Regions from separate parts of the Homo sapiens genome. Here region 1 is linked to region 2. Evidence: chromatin loops called from intact Hi-C (ENCODE). Cell type or tissue: A673. All regions are shown on one strand. Each heading gives the region's core, and the rest is flanking DNA. Links, peaks and the distances in the headings are about the cores only. Region 1 overlaps LOC105373643 (a long non-coding RNA gene). Region 2 overlaps LOC105373640 (a long non-coding RNA gene).

Evidence for each region. Peaks named below come from ENCODE experiments on the same cell type or tissue, not always from the same donor. Only the 100,000 strongest peaks of a DNase experiment are listed, where the experiment ranks them.
Region 1: a loop joins it to region 2, with 4 times the contacts of the local background. A loop is called at or near these places in 2 of 110 quality-filtered maps.

Annotation. Positions count from the first base shown.
Region 1 is chr2:139,348,727-139,360,975 of GRCh38, forward strand. All of the region lies in intron 4 of LOC105373643 (a long non-coding RNA gene), which reads left to right. Among named protein-coding and RNA genes, the nearest start is that of NXPH2, 570 kb to the left of the region's middle. In A673, for the core only: a CTCF peak has its summit at 5,323 (motif pointing left); no DNase peak of the experiment used is centred there.
Region 2 is chr2:138,924,935-138,937,183 of GRCh38, forward strand. All of the region lies in intron 2 of LOC105373640 (a long non-coding RNA gene), which reads left to right. Among named protein-coding and RNA genes, the nearest start is that of NXPH2, 150 kb to the left of the region's middle. In A673, for the core only: a CTCF peak has its summit at 5,068; DNase peaks (open chromatin) are centred at 3,997 and 4,387; H3K4me3 peaks cover 834 bases; H3K27ac peaks cover 1,247 bases.

The DNA of each region.
Region 1 (12,249 bases), core at 3,805-6,304, 420 kb after region 2:
ATATTTATTGATTTGCACATGTTGAACCAGCCTTGCATCCCAGGGATAAAACCGACTTGATCATGGTGGATAAGCTTTTTATTGTGCTGCTGGATTTGGTTTGCCAGTATTTTATTGAGGATTTTTACACTGATGTTCATCAGGGATATTGGCCTAAAATTTCCTTTTTTTGCTGTGTCTCTGCCAGGTTTTGGGATTAGGGTGATGCTGGAGTCAAAAAATGAGTTAGGAAGGAGTCCCTCTTTTTCTATTGTTTGTAATACTTTCAGAAGGAATGGTTTCAGCTCCAATTTGTAATTCTGGGAGAATTCAGCTGTGACTGTGTCTGGCCCTGGACTTTTTTTGATTGCTAGGCAATTAATTACGACCTCAGTTTCAGAACTTGTTATTGGTCTATTCAGGGATTTGACTTCTTCATGGTTTAGTCTTGGGAGGGTGTATGTATCCAGGAATTTATCCATTTCTTCTAGATTTTCTCGTTTATTTGCATAGAGATGTCTATAGTATTCTCTGATGATAGTTTGTATTTCTGTGGGATCAGTGGTAATCTCCCCTTTATCATTTTTCATTGTGTTTATTTGATTCTTCTCTCTTTTCTTCTTTATTAGTCTGGCTAGTGGTCTATTTTGTTAATCTTTTCAAAAAACCAGCTCCTGAATTCATTGACTGTTTGAAGGGTTTTTTTGTGTGTGTGTCTCTATCTCCTTCAGTTCTGCTCTGATCTTACTTATTTATTGTCTTCTGCTAGCTTTTGAGTTTGTTTGCTCTTGCTTCTCTAGTTCTTTTAATTGTGATGTTAGGGTGTCGACTTTAGAGCTTTCCCGCTTTCTCCTGTGGACACTTAGTGCTACAAATTTCCCTCTTAATACTTCTTTAGCTGTGTCCCAGAGATTCTCGTATGTTGTGTCTTTGTTCTTATTGGTTTCAGAGAACTTATTTTTTTCTGCCTTAATTTTGTTATTTACCCAGTAGTCATTCAGGAGCAGGTTCTTCAGTTTCCATTTAGTTGTGCAGTTCTGAGTGAGTTTCTTAATCCTGAGTTCTAATTTGATTGCACTATGGTCTGAGAGACTGTTTGTTATGATTTCTGTTCTTTTGCATTTGCTGAGGAGTGTTCTTCTTCCAATTATGTGGTTGATTTTAGAATAAGTGCTATATGGTGCCATCATCACTATGAAGAAACTGCATCAACTAATGGGCCAAATAACCAGCTAGCATCATAAAGACAGGATCAAATTCACACATAACAATATTAACCCCAAATGTATACGGGCTAAATGCCCCAATTAAAAGGCACAGACTGGCAAATTTGATAAAGAGTCAAGACCCATCAGTGTGCTGTATTCAGGAGACCCATCTCACGTGCAAAGACACACATAGGCTCAAAATAAAGGGATGTAGGAATATTTACCAAGCAAATGAAAAGCAAAAAAAAAGCAAGGGTTGCAATCCTAGTCTCTGATAAAACAGACTTTAAACCACCAAAGATCAAATGACAAAGAGGGCATTACATAATGGCAAAGGGATCAATGCAACAAGAAGAGCTAACTATCCTAAACATATATGCACCCAATACAGGAGCACCCAGATACACAAAGCAAGTTCTTAGAGACCTACAAAGAGATTTACACTCCCACACAATAATAGTGGGAAACTTTAACACCCCTCTGTCAATATCAGACAGATCAACAAGATAGAAAATTAACAAGGATATTCAAGACTTGAACTCAGCTCTCGACCAAGCAGAGCTAATAGACATCTACAGAACTCTCCACCCCAAATCAACAGAATGTACATTCTTCTCAATTCTTTATACAAATATGAAAAGATAATTTATTTCTCAGTAGGTTAACTCTAATTTCTTTTTTTCTTTTTCTTTTTTTTTTTTTTTGATGCAGAGTCTCAGTCTGTTGCCCAGGCTGGAGAGCAGTTGCACAATCTTGTCTCACTGCAACTTTTTCCTCCCAGGTTCAAGCAATTCTCATGCCTCAGCCTCCCAAGTAGCTTGTATTACAGGCTCCTGCCACCACGCCCGGCTAATTTGTGTATTTTTAGTGGAGATAGGGTTTTGCCATATTGGCCAGGCTGGTCTCGAACTGCTGACCTCAGGTGATCTGCACAACTTGGGCCTCACAAAATGCTGGTATTACAGTCATGAGCCACCATGCCTGGTCAAATCCAATTTTTATATCACATCTTTTAGTATAAGGCTTCTCAAATTTTAAAGATTCATAAAAATTACCTGAATATCTTGTTAAAATGCACTTTCTGAATCAGGTGGTCTATGGTGGCAGGTTTTTCAGGTTTCTCATTTCTAACAAGTTCCCAGTGATGATGCTGCTGCCTGGTCCAGGGACCACATTTGGGGGTGTGGTAGCAATGCTCTAGAAATGGGAAATGTAGATCTAGAAGTACACTAAGAAGACGCTTAGCCTGACACATGTGTTTTATTAAAGGATTTCAGCTACTTTGGTAGATAGCTTTCTTTTTCTGTTTCACGTATTCATTAAAACAATTGTAAAATATTCAATGGCAAACAGAATCCTAGTATTTTGTATTTTTGTATGTAGCACAGAGGCTGTACAACCACCAAACAAAATGTTACAGAGCAGTGCAAGGATTTGGCCAACAATGCATATGACAATGTCATATTGAATAATATTAGGCAAAACATATAGACTTGAATTAGCCAATAGCCATATCATTTGTTACATACAGCCATTATACACATTTATACGTTTCTGTCACTTGTTAACTATTGAGACACTGGAGTTTCAAATCCCTGTTGATGGCTGGACATTAAGTTGGTAGTTGGCAAGATAAGTTTAGATTCCTTTTTCAGTTTTAACATTCTATCATGTGGCATGACAGTATTAAAGAACTTGCTCACATTCACGTAACTGTCTTGCCTTAAAGATGGGAACATAGCAGCTTTCAGTTTAAGTTAAGTGCATTATGTAGCCTCTAAACCTTCAGTCATTCAAATGGTCCTTTCCTTACCAAGAGACCATAAACATATATATAAAATTGGATCTTACATTTGATTTTTGAAAACATTGGAAGTACTTTTTACAATTTTCTTAGCTTGTGTCAAGTGGACCAAACACTTTGATAAATAATTAACATTTCACTTTGTGAATGTGTCATCATCTAGGCAGAACTATTAAAAATGCATTTTATCTAGGCAGGTTTTGGATAGTCACATTGTGGAAAATGTCCCTTAACACATGAGAATTTTTAAAGAAAAATGTGCTTTGTTGGTGTAAATCTCTTATCTAGTAGCAGGTTCTTGTATTTCCATTTGGATTTTTCTTAATGCCCATTTTCTCTATAGTATGAGACTTCTTACCACTATTTGTTACAAATCATATTATACATGCATGCTATTACAATCCCCACTTTTCAAACAGTTATTGTTTTCATTGGGGAAATTGGGTTTATATTCTCCTGGATTTTTTAATTACTTGAGTATGTCTTCAAGAAGTGGGGCATAGAATGTGGATATGTTCTAAGACTGCCTGCTGCCTAATCCTTTCATTCATCTTACATTGGTATGTCCAGGAAATATGGATGCTATTTCCGGATCATGGAACTAAATGACTTAAATTAAATGTCCATTTTTTTCAAACAGATGTCACTACTGATACTCATCTGTATTTTGTTCTATTGAATATTGTCTATTCTCTTCTTTTACATCTTATAGATTAAATATACATAATAATAAAATCTGGTTAACAAAAAGGTACTTGATGATACTAAAATAATTAGACGCTTTAAAAATCTATCATTTTTAATATGAATTACTTTTCTATTTAAAAGCACCAAGCTGATTATGCTATAGTGAATCTATTAGTCTGAAAGTGTACAGTCAATGGAAATTGAATATAAGAGAATATCAAATATATATCATAAGATTGAGAGGTTACATACTCAGTAATTGATATGGTTTAGCCGTGTCCTCAACCAAATCTCATCTTGAATTCCCATGTGTTGTGGGAGAGACCTGGTGGGAGGTAATTGAATCATGGGGGCAGGTCTTTCTTATGTTGCTCTCATGACAATGAATAAGTTTCATGAGATCTGATGGTTTTAAAAATGGGAGTTTCCCTGCACAATCTCTCTCTTTGCCTGCTGTCATCCATGTAAGATGTGACTTGCTCCTCCTTGCCTTCCGCCATGGTTGCAAGGCCTCCCCAGCCATGTGGAACAGTAAGTCCATTAAACCTCTCTTCCTTTTGTATACTACCCAGTCATGGGTATGTATTAATCAGTAGCATGAAAGTGGACTAATAAATTGGTACCAGTAGAGTGGGGTGTTGCTGAAAAGATACCCCAAAATGTGAAAGTGACTTAGGAACTGGGTAAAGGCAGAATTTGGAAGAGTTTGGAGGGCTCAGAAGAAGACAGGAAAATGTGCAAAAGTTTGGAGCTCCCTAGAGACTTGTTGAATGGCTTTGACCAAAATGCTAATAATGATACAGACAATGAAATCCAGAGTGAGGTGGTATCAGACAGAAATGAGGAACTTTTTGGGAAATGGAATAAAGATGACTGTTGTTATGTTTTAGCAAAGAGACTGGTGGCATTTTGCCCCTGCCTTAGAGATCTGTGGAACTTTGAAACTGAGAGAGATGATTTAGAGTATCCAACAGAAGAAATTTCTAAGCAGCAAAACATTCAAGATGTGACCTGTTTGCTGTTAGAAGCATTCAGTTATTGAGGAAGGAAAGCATAAGAGTTTAGAAAATTTGCAGCCTGACAATGCGATAGAAAAGAAAATTCCATTTTCTGAGGAGAAATTCAAGTCGACTGCAGAAATTTGCATAAGTAATGAGAAGCCAAAAGTAAATCCCCAAGACAATAGAGGAAATATCTCTAGGGCATGTCAGAAGCCTTCACAGCAGCCCCTCCCATCACAGGCCTGGAGGCCTAGAGGGAAAAAATGGTTTTGTGGGCCAGGTCCAGGGTCCCCGTGCTGTGTGTGTGCAGCCTAAGGGCTCGGTGCCCTGCATCCCAGCAACTCCAGCTATGGCTAAAATTGGCCAAGGTACAGCTTGAGCCATGGCTTCAGAAGGTGCAAGCCCCAAGCCTTGGCAGCTCCCATGTGGTGTTGAGCCTGCAGGTATACAGAAGTCAAGAATTGAGGTTTGGGAACCTCCAACCAGATTTCAGAGGATGTATGGAAATGTCTGGATGCCCAGGCAAAGTTTGCTGCAGGGGTGGGTCCCTCATGAAAAACCTCTGCTAGGGCCATATGAAAGGAAAATGTGGGGTTGGAGCCCCCACACAAAGTCTGTACTGGGGCACCACCTAGTGGAGTTGTGAGAAGAGGGACACTGTCCTCTAGACCCCAGAGGGTAGATCCACTGACAGATTGCACTATGTGTCTGGAAAAGCAGCAGATGCTCAATGTCTGCCTGGAATGCAGCCAGGAGGGAGGCTGTACCCTGCACAGCCACAGGGGCAGACCTGCCCAAGACCATGGGAACCCATATCTTGCATGAGCGTGACCTGGATGTGAGACCTGGAGTCAAGGGATATCATTTTGGAGCCTTAAGATTTGACAGTCCCACTGGATTTCTGACTTGCATGGAGTCTGTAGTCCCATTGTTTTGGCCATTTTCTCCAATTTAAACCAGCTGTATTTACCCAATGCCTGTACCCCCTTTGTATCTAGGAAGTAACTAACTTGCTTTTGATTTTACAGGCTTATAGGCAGAAGAGACTTGCCTTGTCTTGGATGAGACTTTGGACTGTGGACTTTTGAATTAATACTGTAATGAGTTAAGACTTTGGGGGACCATTGGGAAGGCATGATTGGTTTTGAAATGTGTGGACATGAGATTTGAGAGGGGCCAGGGGCAGAATGATATGGAAGAGGTAAGGAACAGATTTTCCTCCTGAGTCTCTGTAGGGAGTGTGGCACTGCTGACACCTTGATTTTGGCTGGCCTCCAGAACTGTAAGAGGGTAAGTTTCTGTTGCTTTATGCTACAAGGTTTGTGGTTCTTTGTTATGAGAGCCCTAGGAAACTAATACAAATGGTATTCAAAGCAGTAAAGAAGTGCTTATGAGCATTAATAATGATCAGAAGGTGTCTAGGAAAGAGGGCAGGCAGAGAGTGGAGGGAACAGCATTGCCAAGCCCTGGAAGTGAGAAGGGATAATGGCACGTTTAAGGTAGAGCAGTGAGAGAAGTTCAGTACAGCAGATCCTGACAGTTCTGAAATGATTCTTTTTTCCTTCCTGGCCAGTGTTCCAGAAATTATACTTTACTCTTTACGTAATAAACAATATCAACAAACTATGCAACAGAAAGCTTCACAGACAGTTTCCTACACCAAGGAGAAGTATAAAAATTCACTGCTTTTTGATTGTTTTAGAGCTTAGTCTCCAGCTCTTTCAGAAAAGAACAACGTAGGAGGTAACAGTGAAATCAGTAAGTATTGTGTTTTTTCTGAATTGAGCAAATTGAAAGCAAACTCAACCCAGTTCCTAGATCACAACTCCCAGAAAATAATTGACTGGGTAACTCGAGCTCAGCCAAGGGGTCCTTCTCAGCCAATCAAAGGAGAGAGCTTCAGGGAGACTTATGACAGCCTCCAAATCCAGGTGGAACACAAAAGCCCCTGCAAGATACTCTTAGAAAACAAACTCAGAAATTCCAATCTTTGCTTGGGGAGCAGAATATCCTCAGAAGCAGGGAATGCACACCCACAGCACTTACGGCTGAAGGCCTACATTTTATTTTCACTTGAGGGCTTTCCTGGTTGGAACACTGCTGTCATATTATACCTGCCCCTTATGGATACCACTGTGCTTATAATACTCTCTACTATGAAAAAAATACTTGTTCATTCGGCATATTGAAAAGAGGGAAGGCATAAATATAAATGCTTTGCAAAATATTAAGAAGGAAGTGAAGTGAATTTAAGAAGTTAATAACAACCTTGCTGATAAGGCACAACAAATGGGTTATAACTAGAGTTTGCAAGCTATTAATATTCTATGGATATTCAGGAAAGGGAGATAGCTGCAATGGGCTAGTTATATTTTTCAGGCATCTCACAGCAATTCCTTCTTTTTTAATATCTGGGATGCAAACCCACATGTACTGTACAAGACTTCATTTCTTGATCAAAAATAAGGTTGATTTCTGTTCCAAGATTATATTTGCTTACTGAATAATTGGTACGGCTTTATTGATGATCTTTTAGAGACACTCATTCCACTTATTCTCTCTGTCCAGAATGTGGCTTATTTAATTTCTTAATAATATAGCAATAGCTGAACCATGCCAATTCGTATAACAATCACAAAGCAAAAACAACACACACACACACACACACACACACACACACACACTGTATCCAGTTATCAACTTTAAAGCAAAAACTATCCTCCCCACGATATCTTCACTATCTTCTTTCTCTTATAGTTTCAATTCCTAGCAGTAGATGTACTCATAAAGGAATCACTGAGAATAGAGTTTTAAAATGCATTACAATTTTTTCAAATCCTGAGATTTAGTTCTTTTCTAATTGTCACATATTGTGAAATGAGAGAAAGAAGCTTTGAGCAAATGAAATAAGGGAAGGGCTAATTTTGATTAAGGAAAATTACATGATTCCTTAAATCTGTAATATGAGGCCTCCAGGGGATGTCATCTTGTAGAATTTTATAGCAAGCACTGGGTAATTTTACAGCAACCTGAACATATTGAAAGCTGAAAATAATGTTGAGTTGTTCACTAGGGTGCTGAAAAGATGAATAAGAAGCAAAAAATTAAATTAAACTTATGTAATTTACTAGGATGACATAGTTTTTATATACATCCAATGGATTAGTTTTTTTTTTACAAAGGTTTATCTACTTTGTGTTTGGAAAATCATGGGAAGAACCTTTTCAGTTTCTGGCTGAAAATCATGACTGAGTCTCTAAAAATATCACAGCTATATTAAGAAGTCACAATAAGAGAGGGAATTTATAGGCTAGTACGTAGAATACATTAAATGTAATTCTATGGCATTCTTATTTTTTACCAAAAATCACAAGTGAATATATTCTGAGTCCATGTAGTATCACAAATAACCTTAAGTTGCCATCATTTAACTTAGTGTCCCACATTTGTATTAGAGGCATCAACATGAACATTACCCTCTCTTTGTATATCATTAGTTCTAATTTGTCAAATTTCCCTTTGCACTTTGATTTCTTGGTGGAGAAAAAAATATGACAAGATGATATTCTGTCCACTGTATAAAAACCTCCTGAGTAAAGGCTCAAATTAAGAAATTGAAAGGGAACTGGTTGAGGGAGGCATACAAAGGCCCATATCTTTTCTATGTAGTTAGCATACCATATACTTAGTTTGTGGAGAGTTGGTTTGTTGGTTTAAAATCATAGTGTCAAAGCATGCACAGCTGTTCTGTTTTGTTTTTCAGAAGCCTGGGGTTCTCTTTTATATTACCCTCTCTTATGACCCATGTTAAGTAAATATTTAAGTTATCAAAAGGGTTGTCTAAAATATAACTGGTCTCACCAGGCACGGTGGCTCACGCATGTAATTGCAGCACTTTGGGAGGCTGAGGTGGGAGGAACAGGAGGTCAGGAATTCAAGACCAGCCTGGCCAACACAGTGAAACCCCATCTCTACTAAAAATACAAAAATTAGCTAGGCACGGTGGTGTGGACCTGTAACTCCAGCTACTCAGGAGGCTGAGGCAAGAGAATTGCTTGAACCCAGGAGGTGGTGGTTGCAGTGAGCCGAGATTGCACCACTGCACTCCAGCCTGGGTGACAGAACAATACTCTCCATCTCGGGGGGAAAAAAAGAAAAAAGAAAAAATATATATATATAGTGATCTCTACACATCCATGTCACCAACTTTCCACATAGAGATAGTGATATTTTTGAAAGTTAAATTTCACATTGCAGATGTTCTGTGTGGGATACTTCAATGTGTTTTCTCCTGCTCTTAGGGTCAAGTCCAAAATTTCTTACATAACTTATAAGCCCAAAAGAATATCAGCCCCAAATTCAACTTTATGTACTCCTTGCACTGTTCACAGTGATACCTGGGTAAACTGTTGTGGTCATTGATTAGAAGATGGAACTATTACCAGAAGAATATTGGATGTGGAATTAGGTATGCTGGAACAAAAAGAGCATGAATGGTTACAAAGCCCAGGTGGTAGTTATAGGTCACATCAGTTTACATATATGTATTTTAGTGACATGAACCCAGTTCTTATAACTTTGCCTGGCAAAAAGAGTTGGAAAGAAGGAAGCGTCTACAAAAAGAATTGAAGGTGCTTCCCTGAATTTTACGGTAACAAATGGAAATGAAGCATGATTCAATATAACAATGTGGTTGGTAGTTCTTACCCTGGCTAGTTGTTGGTAATAGAGATTGGTTCTGTGCTCTGCCCCTCTCTGTGTGTTCCCTTGGGTAGTCATTCCAGATCAATTTGCTGATTTATAATGCTGTGGATAATAATGCTTGCTTTCACCAAGCCATTGTAGAAGATGAATGTTTACTGTGTGTTTAAGATTAGAAGGTAAAAGGTGGTATGCAATCAGAAATGGTGTGTTGAAAGGTTATTAATGACGCTCAAAGCTAAGAGGAGAGGGACAGGCAATTCTCTTTAGGGCTCAGTAGCATTTAATGCCAGGCAGGAGCACACTTATTTTTAGATATACATTTCCCTGTTCATTGAAGACAGGATTCATAAAGAAAAACAATATTTTGACATGTAATAGGATTACAATTTTTTAGAAATTAGGTTAAAATCGTCAAGAAAAAGAAACATCCGAATAAAGGTCAGATGCGAGGCTAACACCTATAATCCAAGCAATTTGGGAGGCTGAGGCAGGAGGATCTCTTGAGCCCAGGGGTTCAAGACCAGCCCGGGAAATATGGCAGAACCCCATCTCTACAAAAATATATAAAAATCAGCCAGGGATGTTGATGCATGCCTGTAGTACCAACTACTGGGGAGGCTGAAATAAGAGAATTGATTGAATCTGGGCTGCAGTGAGCTCTGAGGCACTGTACTCCAGCCTGGACGACACAGTGAGACCCTGTCTCAAAAAAAAAAAAAGAAAGAAACATATTCATTGAGCAATAAAAAGTTGTCTGTGTGATCATTAAAAAAGTATTTTAGTTAAAAGATGCATAACACATTTGAGTTATAAATAAATTATGTATATATGTTATACACACACATAAATTTACTTATTTCCATAAGAAAGAAGTATGCCAATTAGGTAACATTACCTTTTTTCCCCATCCCCTGTTTTCCTAAATCATTTTTGTACAGATTCCTGGCTGATCAGTGTCCCCAAATCATTCTTATTGAATCTAAGTGGAATTATAACTATGTAATTCCATGTAGCTTCACCTGTTTCAACCCTAGTTCATATTGCTGCACTGAGAGAACCAAGTCTGGCAAAAATCAGGGCTCACACTCTGGCTGCCATGTAAGAAGGCTCACGATTTCAGACATCTAGGATGCTGCTATTTAAAATGCTCACTTTGGTATCTTCAGGGCTTTGGAGGACTGTACTTGTCCAGCCTTCAGAGAACAGAATAGACTTAATCGCAATCTAAGAGAGAAGCAACAGGTCTGCCTTATTCCAAAGCTCTCAAACATAGATGATCAATTTTACACATTCCTATGAAACCCTGGACCCCATTCTCGTTGCTTCTCTTTTTGACTGTCCAGGTTCCCACCCATATCTTGCTCTGGTTAGTCACAATCAGAATCTTCACAACCACAATCAGAATCTTCCCACAGCCCTACCTGCAACACCTGCTTGTCTCTGCCATTACAATATAAGGTATGGTTTGATTCTCTTATGTACTGTGTTTGGTGCCCATGCAGTCCCTCATGAGTACCAGCTGATTTTCTTCCGTGTGTGTATAAACAATATCATGTTCCTTTAATTCAAATAATAAAAAGATATATAATCAGCACTGAATCTTTGAGTCACAAGGTTTAACATAGACTTATCTGAATTATTCTACATCCTTGTGACTTGGGAGGGGGACATGTTTATTACTTTTTCTTTTACAGCTTGAAAGTATTCTTTTCAAGTGTTCATTTTGTCCTGTGCAGCAATCTCTAATTCACTCCCTACCCAAAGTTGACTAGAATACTTTAATCTATCATGATTAATATCAAGGATTCTATAATTAAAACACCTCATTTTGATGGGTGGTTTCCTCACTTCCTATCTGTGACGTTGGGCAAGTTACTTAACCTCTCTAAGCTTATCTGAGCCTATTTTATAGCATGCACCAAAAAGCTATTACATTATGGCCATTATTTTTACTGTAGCTCAGCATAGCTCTGAAGACTGTTAAACATTTCACTTTTTATAATACTGTTTCTTAGACTTTATTTGAATATAAAGTTTATACCTTCATTAGAAACATTATTAGATCACTTTATCAGTCTGCTTGGGCTGCCATTAAAAACATACCATAGACTAGGTGGATTAAACAACAGAACTTTATTTCCTTACAGTTCTGGAGGCTGGAAGTCCAAGATTAGGATGTCAGCAGGATTGATTTATTCTCATGCCCTCCCTCCTTAGCATGTAAAGACTGTCTTTTTGTGGTGTCTTCATGTGGTCTTTCCTGTGAGTGTCTGTGTCTTAATCTGCTCTTGTTATATGAAGACAAGCCATATTAGAAAAAGGCCGGTCCTAATTACCGCATTTAAGTGTAATTACCTCTTTTAGGGCCCTGTCTCCAAATACAGTCATATTCTGAGGTATTGGGGGTTAGGACTTCAACATATCAATTTTAGGGAGACACAATTTAGCCCAAAACAATCAGTATCTCTGAAATGTCTAAATTCAGGAATTTAAGATTTTTTTTTTCATTGAATAGAAACAAAATAAAACTAAACATCAATGACAAAGAGAGGCAGAGAGAATAACTACTAATGTAAATGTAATTTTTTTTTCTGCATTGGCTTCCCTTGTCTCTTCTTTTCAGTGAAGTCAATGAAGCCGTTGCCCTACATTTACTTGTATTATACCACAGAAAACCTTCCCTTTGAACCCCAGAGCTTATATCAAGGCTAGTTTAACTTGAATATGACTAATTTACCATGTCTCTTAACAGCAGCTTTTACAATCTGGCACCTGACCCAGAACCTATTTCTGGAAGATTTTAACCTATGTGTAAACAGCACATAACAGACACTTTCTCTAAGGCCTATGAAGGAATATATAAATT
Region 2 (12,249 bases), core at 3,785-6,284:
GTAAGAAGTTAATAACAATAATCAATAATCAATTAGAACAATATAGTATAATAAAAGTTGTGTGAATATGGTCTCTTTTTCCTCTCTCTTTCCCGAAATGTCTTATCTTGTTTTACTTACCTATTTTTGCACTGCAGTTTATCTTGGATAACTGAAACAGTGGAAAGCAAGACTGAGGATGAGGGGAGACTACTGCATTGCTTTGTCTCTAGTGGAGTAGAGAGTCCTCTTTTGCTTCCAAATGAATTTTTAAAGATATTAGCTAAAAGCACCATTGTGTTAGATGGAGCCAGATAATATCATTAAGCTCATAAGCATGTGTCACTGGTAAGTAACATAAATGCTGAATGGTTGAGTTTCAATTGAGTGCCTGCTGACCCAGCTCCAACGCTAAAATTTTCTTCACATACCTTTCACACATACACTACATTTATGACTCTTGATCTCAGAAACACTTAAGGACATTCTACAGGAAAAACAAAGTCAGCTTTATTTCAGGTTCTGGATTTTTAGACTGTCAGGCACTTCCACACGTGTGCTCCATGATCTATGATATGTTCCACACCTAGCACTCATTTAGAATTGGCTTAAAGATTATATCTAAAAAAGGTATCAAAACCAAAATAAAATAGGTAATAGATGTTTTGCTTTCTCCTACTCCACAATTTAAGCCTCAACCAATTGTATGCAAACCTTGTCCCTCTCCCCCATGATATTATCCTCAACTTCTGTCCAGCAGTAAAATTCCTATTCCAATTTAAAGAGTTGAACTAGTCCCCAGAAAAATGCAAAATGGGAAAAGATTGTCTTTAGAATTTCTCTACCTTTCTCTCAGAGTTCCCATCAAGTATTGCTGCTTAGCTTCCTGGTGTCCCGGCTGCCGCTCTGTCCTGGTTTCCCTAGGAGCCTACCAAGAACTCAAACAGGACATTGAACTCAGAGAATTATTTTTCATAGCCTGTTAGTGATGTTTCTCTCTTCTGAACACTTGTCGAGTTTAAGCAGTGGGTTCCAGGAGCTGAGCCTTAAAGCATGAGATAGGTGGAGGCATGCTCACTTTGGTCAAGTAGACAGTTCTGTTATCACCACACTTCGGGGTTGAGTCTTCTCAGTTCAGTTACTTTTAGGATAATTTCACAGCAATGGACTAGAATCATTTTTTGACAGTATGATTTAATAGCCAAAATGACCAAGGTACTTGGATATCAAAACTTTGGCCTTATCAGGTTGGTAATTTTAGAGATCCTATCAGATGAACCCTTCAGCAATTCTATCGATTGCCTACTACCCAAACAAGCTCCTTTATGGCTAATTGTTTAAGGGATAGCTACAAAGATGCATTTCCTGTCTTTCAGTAGCAAACAGTGTCTGGAAGGCACTGACCTTTACCAGTGGGACAAACAGGTTGTATCCCCAGAAGACAGTGATGTTCAAAGTAAGATTGCAAGAGAAAAACAGTATTGATTGGATTTAAGGAAGAATGGTTATATTGTATTTATATTTAGACAAACTCATAAGATGTAGTCACAAAGAAACAGTGGTAAACATAAGGAATCAATTCGACTCCTGTTGATTTCATTATTAATTACAAAATGATATCCTCTGTTATGAAATCTTTCATTTATTCATTTGTTCAAGGATAACTTCATTCTTTGAACAAGTGTTTATTGAGAGCTTAATATTTATGAGGCACAATACCTGGATTAAACTAAGCTTGATTCAAAGCACATGAAGTATTTAACAGATGAAAAAAATACAGAAAAATTAATTTCTTTGGTATAACAAATGCAAAAGGTCTTACTTGATACATAGTGATTTTAGTCTATTTTATAGCTTCAGGATCTAGAGGTTAAATTATTTGCCCAAAGACACCTAAATTTTGTAACTAAAACCTGCATATCTCTATTACCTTTCTAGTGCACTTTTCCTATTGCACACTGGCATTACATTCATTGATTCTTAAAACAACCCTTCATCCAGGCCTTAAACCTTGGCTTTAGGCTCCAACTCTGGCTCTTTTTATGAGGCCACCCTGAGCTCCCAACCTGGGCTCTTAACTCCTTTCCCAAGAAGCAGGAAGTTTCTGCATTCCCCAGCCTGCAACTATGGCAAACACACAAACACATGAATAATGAAACAAGCAAACAGACAAACAAACAAAGCACGGCCTTTTCCTTTCCTGAGATACTCAGGAGAATTTTAAAATATAGACCCAATTTTGGAGTTAAAAGGTTTGTGCTCAAAATTCAGTTCTGCACCAGGTGACCTTGGCTAGGTCCTACCAACTCTGTCACTGAAGCCAGCAGCTTACCTGATTGATTGACTTTTCATTTATTTCATCTACCATCTTCATGTTAGGAAGCCACAGACTCATGGATACCCAGGAAATAAACATGACTTTTTTATAGCTCAAAAGCTTTCTAAGGGAATTTGAAGAGGGTTCTTTGTGTGTGTGTGTGTGCCAATTATTATGTTTTACTAAGCTCCACCATCACTTTGGCATTAATAATGCAAACAAGAACCTTTACTACTTGGCTGACCCCAAGGAAATGGCTAATTGTGATTCTTAAATCTATAGACCTCATGAGACAGCAACTATACCTTTATGCATATGCTTGTTATTGATCATTGCAGAAAGTATTTAACTGTCTGGAATAGTCTCAGAATTACTGTAGTTGGTGTTGCTCAACAAATTTGTCTTTTGATGTAAAATGTCATTGTCAAAATTCAAAGTTATAATAAGATTCTGCACAAAGCACTCTGAATTACATTTCTCAGAATAACTTGAGAAAGTATTGTTCAGTAGCAATGCAAAGCACTAATTGTAATATTTCAGAGAAAACCTTTCATTTTTTCAAAACTTGTAAGTCTATTAATCCTAAAATTATGATTCACTCCAAGGATATTTTAGCACAAGTTCAGAAATATAATATAATGTTCTATAATATAATTAGTAATCCAATAAAATATTTTGCTCTAAATTACTTAATAAATGTACTATGTGAGTAATAATATTCTTAAAATGAATTCCAGGAAAATTCTTCAGGTTCTTCTTTCAAAATAATTGCATATAATTCTAAAAAATGTATTGGAGTTCCAAAGACTGCAGTCTTTATTTTATTGAATTAGACAGCACGCAGGCTAACGGTAGTCCATAATGAAACTGCTAGGTGTCAAGGTAAAAAGTGATAAAGGATGAAATTTAAAGCTTTCAGAAATTCAGCTGAGAGAAAATCCACAGATTGTGCCTTTTAGCCACTGTTTTACCACTACTAATAGAGAAGCAGCAAAGTCTGATTTTTTTTGTTTGTTTCCCGTCACTACCAAGCTGCCAGTTTAATTCCTCATTAAATAGATAAACATGTTTCTAAGCTTACATGGCAAAGGATCATCAGCATCCAATACTCTCAACTCAATACCAGGAATCTATTAATGTTTCTAAGGTTCTTTTATTTTTATGGTGATTTATTTTGTCTATTCATCCTCTGAGCTCAATGTGGGACCTATATAAGCTTTTCTATCTGAAAATCCTCAAAGAAGGGTGAAAAAAAATCTGTGTCATGGTGAGAGGCAGTGGATATCTTTCTACATGACAGAGAATGTAGGTGCATTCATTTTATTTGACTTCATAGCTCTAGTGAATTATCTGCTTTGTTTCATGAGGCATCACTACTTATGTAAAAAAGGGATGCAATTTGAGGAATTTAGCATAAATACTGGTCAGTCTTTTGCTGGTGACAGTTTAGTGCCCATCTTTTAGACATTCCTTTTAATGCTGTCAATATTTACAATGGAACATCACAAGCACAATTTCACCACTGAAAATCAATTTCATGTAAATGCCATTCTCTTGTAGGGCTGGTGATGAAAGACCCCTCTCCAAAGTCTCCCTCCTTCCCTATTAGGCTGTTTTGCTTTGCAGTTTATTATCTGTGCCTTCAGCCACACAGACACTTGGGAGAGGGAGAAGAAGAATGATCTGGTATGCCAATTAGTCTCAGAAAACCCTTTATATAAGACTGCTTATAAGTTTTGGAAATTACCATATTTAAGAGATTCCTGACGTGGGCTGAGCTTTTCATTTCTGATCTTGTATGGTCACACAAAATTGAATGTCATTCAAGCTCATGTGACCTTACTATTTCTTTTCAAATTACTTCATTTTATTCAACATCATACATGTTCCATTCTTAGCAGACCCCTCTCCTTACTCTGAGACATGTAATGTTGACTTCACTTTCTCTTTCTTTCCTTCCTTCCTTCCTCCCTCTCTTCCTTCATTCCTTCATTCCTCCCTTCTTCTTTTGTTTCTTGCTCATAAATTTCCCTTCCTTGACAAGCAGATTTCCTAAACATTACTTGCTATTCAACGACCAGCTCTGGCTTTTTTTTCCTTGTGAAACTGTCTTGGATTACTCATGAAGAATAATGAGCCCTAACACAATGTTAGCTCACAGTTGGCCTTTGATAAATAAGAGATGATAAGGCTCTTACTATCTGGAAGGTAGGATCTGGTTATGCACTAATGAGCTTATGCAAAAAGTGCTGGCTATGACTATCAACTCGCAATTTCCGATATGGAAAAAGTACAAATATCTTTATCTCTTGTAATTAGTGAATTTCTCTTTTTACCACCTCCATCTTACTGGAATGATCAACAGGCATTCCAGTGAGGATTTATGCTGTCTCCTTTCCCACAGTATTGTCCAAATTCCAAGGGACTTGATGCCAAAGCCATAGGAAGAATTTTGGTGGATGTTGGGTCATTACTCAGTGCTCTTGTCAAAGCTTGAGTCTACTGAGATATTCACTGTTCCCCCAAGACACTTGCTCATTCATCCACTTTAGGTGCTTTTCAATACGGCCTTCACAGGTTCATTGCTCTCTCTGTGGTCTTTAGGTCATCCTTGGATATATGGCCACCATTCTGTGTTCCTGAACCATTAAGTATAGGAAATCCAAGTGAAGTTGTTTAAGACGATGCTTGCCTATGTGCAGCATGTGGCTCTTCCTCTCTCAGTGTCTTTATCTTAGAAGGAGTCCTACCGCCTCCCTGTGTCTTCTTCTGGGAAGTGAGTCACAGGTTTCCTGCTCTCTGATCCCGCAGGATTTCTTACTATTTTGCTGTTTTTTTTTTTTTTTTAATGTATGGGACAGGATTCTTTTCCCGTCCTGGGGATTCTATTCCAATCTGTATGGATGAGGATTAAGAGCAGTGAAGGCTGGTCTTACTTTTGATGTTTTCTTGGATTCTCTTGCCTATGCATACATCTTTTATACTCTCCCAAGTACTAATTTTTTTAAAAATACAAAGACTAGAAATAAATTTATTTTTCCCCTACTTCATGCTGTTACATTTTGTAAATAAGGTGAAAATCATAGGTCTTTAAAGTTACCTAAATACTAAGTATGGAGGGCAAGTTTGAGAGGAGGGAGAAATGGTGTGATAATGCATAAAATACTCACAAATACATTAAAAACCCTATTATTTAGTATGCTGAAAATATTATAATACATTATTTTTCACATCTTATACTACTGTAAGTTCCTTGAAGAAGGGGAGCAGTTTTAGTATTGTAGAATCTCCTGTAATGCCCAGGAACATGATGCACATATGGGAGGTGCATTAGTTCGTTCTCACACTGCTATCCAGAACTACCTGAAGCTGAGTAATGTATAAAGAAAAGAGGTTTAATTGACTCCCAGTGCCACAGGCTGTACAGGAAGCTTGGCTGGGGCAGCCTCAGGAAACTTACAATCATAGCAGAAGTGCAAAGGGGAAGCAAGTACGTCTTTACATGGTGGGAGGTGAGAGAGAGTGAACAGGGAAGTGCTACACACTTTCAAACGACCAGATCTCATGGGATCTCACTCACTATCACGAGAACAGCAAAGGGGAAATCTGCCGCCCGTGATCCAATCACCTGCTGCGAAGTCCCTCCTCTGACATTGAGGATTACAATACTACATGAAATTTGGGTGAGGACACAGAACCAAACCATATCAGTAGGGATTTGTTAAATTTTTGCTAAATGATGGATTGATGGTGAGACATTTGTGGTTTAATAAATGTAGTTGTTAGATTACCAGAAGAATTTGCATTTTGTAATCGGACTTGCTTATCTTTCACGATGTTTCTTAACAGAACACAAAGTTATGTAGAACTAAATATCACACCGAGTGTGCTGAACTTGTTTGCTGTTCTGGGAAATTTATAAGCTTCTGAAATATGTATTCTGCTTGCCCTGTGCAGTGAAATTGAGCTTAAGAAACTTTACATGCAAGACCTCTACAATGAAGAAAACTGAAGGAGGGCAGGGCAAAGATGGCCAATTAGAAACAGCGGCAATTGGAGGCTCCCGTCAAAAAGAACCATAATTAGCCTGTGAATTCTTCACTAGCAACCAAGGTATCCAGGTTCTCTCATCAGAACTGACTAGGCAGCTGGCGTGACCCACGGAGAGGAAAGAAGAGCAGTGTGGTGCAGCCTCCCACCTGAAAGCCACATGGTGCAGGGGAACCCCCACCCCCAGCCAATGGAGGTGGTGAGTGAGCATGCTACCCAGCCGGGGAAACCATGCTTCTTCCATGGAACTGTGCAACCAACGGATCAGAAGATCCTGCTTGTGAGCCCACGCCACCAGGGCCTAGAGTCCCAACCCTGGAACCGTGCAGAGTCTCAACAGCCTCTCAGCTGGAATCTGCTTAAGCATATGGAGCTCCCAGCCGGGAGGGGCGACCAACACCAGTTGCAGCTGTGGCTGGCTGCTGTCTAAGCCATTTGAGCTCTTTGAGAAAGGGACAGCAGCCAGCACTGGGGCTCACAACTACCCAACACGCTAAGCTCCCTGGGCGGGGGAAGGGCGGCATCCATCTCTATAGCTCTAGGCCGTGCTTTTCCCCTTCTGGAGCCAGAAAGGCTGGATGGCTTGGTCCTAAGACATGTCCTCCACAGCCCAACACACCAGCTGTGGCAGACTGTGGCCAGAGTGCCTCTTCAGGCCTGACCCTGACCCATCCTTCCTCAATGGGCAGGGCTTCCCCTGCAGGAACTCCGATAAATCCAGCCAGAGGCTCAGGGACAGAACAGGGACCTCCCTGGGCCTGAGCTACCTCGGGGGAGGGGTGGATGCAGTCTCTGCAGACCAGCAGACTTAGCCTTTCCTCCTGGTAGTTCTGAGGAATCCTGGCAGCCCAGATGAGTGGGTTTCCCCCCAGCGAAGCACAACCCCTCCACCATGGGACAACGGGTCCTGTTCCCCGTGCCACCCAACTGAGTGAGACCCTCCAACAGGGGTTGTCAGACAACCTATACAGGAGTATTCCTGCTGTTATCAGATTGGTGCCCCTCGAGATCAGAGATCCTAGAAGAAGCAGCAGGCACCCATCTTCGCTTTCCTCCAAGCTCCTTGAGCCATATCTCCAAATTAGAAAGCTAGAAAGATCTCAAATAAACACCTTAACATCACAATTAAAGAGCTAGAGAGGCAAGAACAAACTAATCCAAAGCTAGCAGAAGACAAGAAATAACTAGGATCAAAGAAGAACTGAAGGAGACAGAGACACGAAAAAGCCTCCAAAAAAAAAAATTAATGGATCCAGAAGGTGATTTTTTTGAAAAAATTAACAAAATAGATAGCCTGCTGGCTGGACTAATAAAGAAGAAAAGTGAGAAGAATCAAATAGACAAAATATAAACTGATAAAGGGAATATCACCACTGACCCCACAGAAATACAAACTACCATTAGAAAATACTATAAACACCTCTATGCAAATAAGCTAGAAAATCTAGAAGAAGTGGATAAATACCTGAACACATACACCCTCCCAAGACTAAACCAGGAAGAAGTCAAATCCTTGAATAGACCAATAACACGTTCTGAAATTGAGTCAGTAATTAATAACCTACCAACAAAAAAAGCCCAAGACCAGAGGGACTCACAGTTGAATTATACCAGAGGTACAAAGAGGAGCTGGTACCATTCCTTCTGAAACCATTTCAAATGATTGAAAAGGACAGACTCCTCCCTAGCTCATTTTATGAAACCAGCATCATCCTGATACCCAAACCAGGAAGAGACACAATAAAAAAAGAAAACTTGAGGCCAATATCCCTGATGAACATCAAAAATAAAAAAATACTGGCAAACTGAATCCAGCAGCACATCAAAAAACGTATCCATCATGATCAAATTGCCTTCATCCCTGGGATGCATAGCTCGTTCAAAATACACAAATCAATAAACATAATCCATAACATAAACAGAACCAAAGACAAAAACCACATGATTATCTCAATAGATGGAGAAAAGGCCTTTGATAAAATTCAACATCCTTCATGTTAAAAACTCTCAATAAACTAGGTATTGATGGAACATATCTCAAAATAATAAGAGCTATATATGACAAACCCACAGCCAATATCATATTGAATGGGCAAAAACTGGAAGCATTCCCTTCAAAAACTGGTAGAAGACAAGGATGCCTTCTCTCATCACTCCTATTTAACATAGTATTGGATGTTCTGGCTAGGGCAATCAGGCAAGAGAAAGAAATATAGGGTATTCAAATAGGAAGAAAGGAAGTCAAATTGTCTGTTTGTAGATGACATAATTTTATATTTAGAAAACCCCATCATCTCAGCCCCAAAACCACCTGAACTGGTAAGCAACTTCAGCGAAGTCTCAGGATATAAAATCAATCTGCAAAATCACAAGCATTCCTTTAGCTTACCAATAAACAATCAGAGAGCCAAACCATGAATGAACTCCCATTCACAATTACGACAAACAGAATAAAATACCTAGGAATACAGCTAACAAGTGATGTGAAGGACCTTTTCAAGGAGAACTACAAACCACTGCTCAAGGAAATAGGACACAAACAAATGGAAAAACATTCCATCTTCATGTATAGTAAGAATCAATATCATGAAAATGGCCATACTGCCCAAAGTAGTTTATGGATTCAATGCAATTCCCATCAAATTAGCATTGACATTTTCCACAGAATTAGAAAAAACTAATTCAAATTTTATGTAGAATCAAAGAAGACCCCGCATAGCCAAGACAATCCTAAGCAAAAAGAACAAAGCTGCAGGCGTTATGCTACCTGACTTCAAACTACACTACAAGGCTCCAATAAAAAAAACAGCATGATACTGGTACCAAAACAGACATAAAGACCAATGGAACAGAACAGAGGCCTTAGAAATAACACCAAAAATCTACAGTCATCTGATCTTCAACAAACCTGAACAAAACAAGCAATGGTGAAAGGTGAAATGGTGAAATAAACGGTGCTGGGAAAACTGGCTAGCCATATGCAGAAAACTGAAACTGGACCCCTTTCTTACACCTTATACAAAAACCAACTCAAGATGAATTAAAGACTTACATGTAAAACTCAAAACCATAAAACCCTAGAAAAAATCCTAGGCAATACCATTCAGGATATAGGGATGGGCAAAGACTTCATGATGAAAATACCAAAAGCAATTGCAAAAAAGCCAAAATTGACAAATGGGATCTAATTAAACTAAAGAGCTTCTACGCAGCAAAAGAAACTATCATCGGAGTGAACAGGCAACCTACAGAATGGGAGATAATTTTTGCAATCTACCCATCTGACGAAGGTCTAATATCCAGAATTTACAAGGAACTTAAACAAATTTATAAGAAAAAAAAAACAGCCCCTTCAAAAAGTAGGCAAAATATATGAATAGACACTTCTCAAAAGAAGACATTTACATGGCCAGCAAACACATGAAAAAAAACCTGAACATTACTGATCATTAGAGCAATGCAAATCAAAAACGGAGGAATATTAATGGAAATGAAAGGTAAAAATTTGAGTAGCCTCTAGCTGTGATAAAGCAATAAAATATACTTAGGACTTACATGCAAACTTTGTATACATGAATTCTCAACACTTTGAATTACTAACAAACAATTTTTCATAGGTTTGAGAAACTCTTCCTTAATATATAAAAACAAATTTGCTGCAGATAATCATTATGGAGATTCCACTCCCCAAACTGTGAAATCAGATGTATTCACACCACAGATAATTAGGCAAGGTGGAAATAGATATTTTGTCTCTTCAGCAATCTTGAATGTTACTTTTTGGGGCAATCATGATGTAGTGATTATGCAGACTTTAATGAGAGGAATGCCTCTGACATTAGCTAAAATCTCCCCTAATGTTGGTGTCTGTTTAATTACCAACAATGAACAGCAAGGTAGCCTCTAGATATTTAATAAAGTTGTTGGATTTTAAAATGCTAACATGCTTTTCATAGGGTTCTTTGATAATGCTGGTTGCTTATTTTAATTATGTCAACCTCACTTCTAAGCAAGGACTAATTTGTACGTTTGATTCCTGTATTGACGACTTAGGTAAACTGTGTTCTATAGCCAGAGGGCACACAATTAAACACTAGCAACCAGCTCACTTAGTCCTGCTATAGGCAATCAGCAGCACACAAAAGAACACAGAAAAAGCAGGCAAATCTACCTTCCCTCTGCTGAAACAATCCTAGATGCAAGTGTAGGGGTGGTGGGTTGTTAGGACCTTTATATAGGAAGGATAATCTGTATTTATATTAAATAATTGTAAGTCACTAGTGCATGCATGCAACAGTTCAGTCCTTAATCCAAGACACACAGTCATTCATACGATTTGTACCAAATCACGAATTTCTAAAAGTAAAAACTAAGATGCTTAATGCTGCAGAGATTATCCTTTATAAGAGATATTCATATCTGTGCTATTCCCTCATGACATATCTCATTTTATTTTGCATTTTGTACATTTTATTTTTTTGCTCACCATAGCTTCTGAAAGTTTAGCACTCTTTGCGTATATCTTCAATAATAGACCCCAAATTTAAAAGTGTTATAATGCTACCTAACTCATATCAAAAATACACATCAAAGGAAAAATATCAAAAGTATTTTCATGAACAGCTATAGATTTAAGAAAATAAAGATGAGTAAATGTATGAATGCTTTACAGACATTATTCCATTTAATTCTCAACCTTGTGCTAGGAGTTCAGAGAAGTTTAGGTAGCACAGTATCTTCATATGTCCTCATGATTTCCAGCAAGAGTTTGTGAAGAAAATATCTGTGAGAATGAAGTTTAGTTATCATATCTGTGACAATACCCACCTATTTGTATCACCTTTTAGATTAAATAAGATGATGCATGCGATGGGTGGAGCTTGTAGTCTATACATAACCATTAACCCTGGAAATGTTAGTGCTTTGTCTTCTTTTTCTTTGTTATCTTATTCTTTGGGATGCTCCTCTTTTATTACTAGTTTTTAAGAATGAATTTCCTGCCTTCACCATCCCTGCCAGGAAGACTTTTCCTACCTCTTTCCCAGCAAATTATTGTCTTTTTCTTTGGTTCCTGTCAAAGGTGATGCATGTCATAGTCCAAGAAGAAGGTTTGCCAGGAATGGCTTGATCCAAGTATTTGTATTGGGCCTCTAAAATATGGTCTTCCTCTTTTACAATTTAACCAATAAGATAATCTAAACCAAGAATAGTTCTCATACTCTGCATTGTCCTATGCTGTGCAGTAATTCTCTTTTCCTCTTTTTATTTTTATTTTTTGGAATAGGGAATAAGCCCACTGATTTTCCCTTCCCTTAGGTCAGTGGTCCTTAAACTGGTTTGAGAACCTCTTTCTGCTCTTTAAAATTATTAAAGACTACAAAGAGCTCTTTTTTTAAATGCAGGTTATATCTATTGACTGTTACCATATTAGAAATTAAAATAAAAACATTTAAAAATATATTTTATTAAAAAATAATAATCTCATTACATAGCATATATATCATATTTTTATGAAAAATTAACTATTTTCAAAAACAAAAAATTGTGAAAAAATGCCATTTTTTACATATTTCAAATCCATTTAATGGCTGATTTAATAGATAGAAGTCAACATCTCATTCTTATATCTGCCTCTTTTTTTTTTAATTATACTTTAAGTTGTAGGGTACATGTGCACAATGTGCACATTTGTTACATAGGTATACATTTGCCATGTTGGTTTGCTGCACCCATCAACTCATCATTTACATTAAGTATTTCTCCTAATGCTATCTCTCTTCCAGCCCCCCACCCCCAGACAAGCCTTAGCGTGTGATGTTCCCCACCCTGTGTCCATGTGTTCTCATTGTTCAACTCCCACCTATGAGTGAGAACATGTGGTGTTTGGTTTTCTGTCCTTGTGA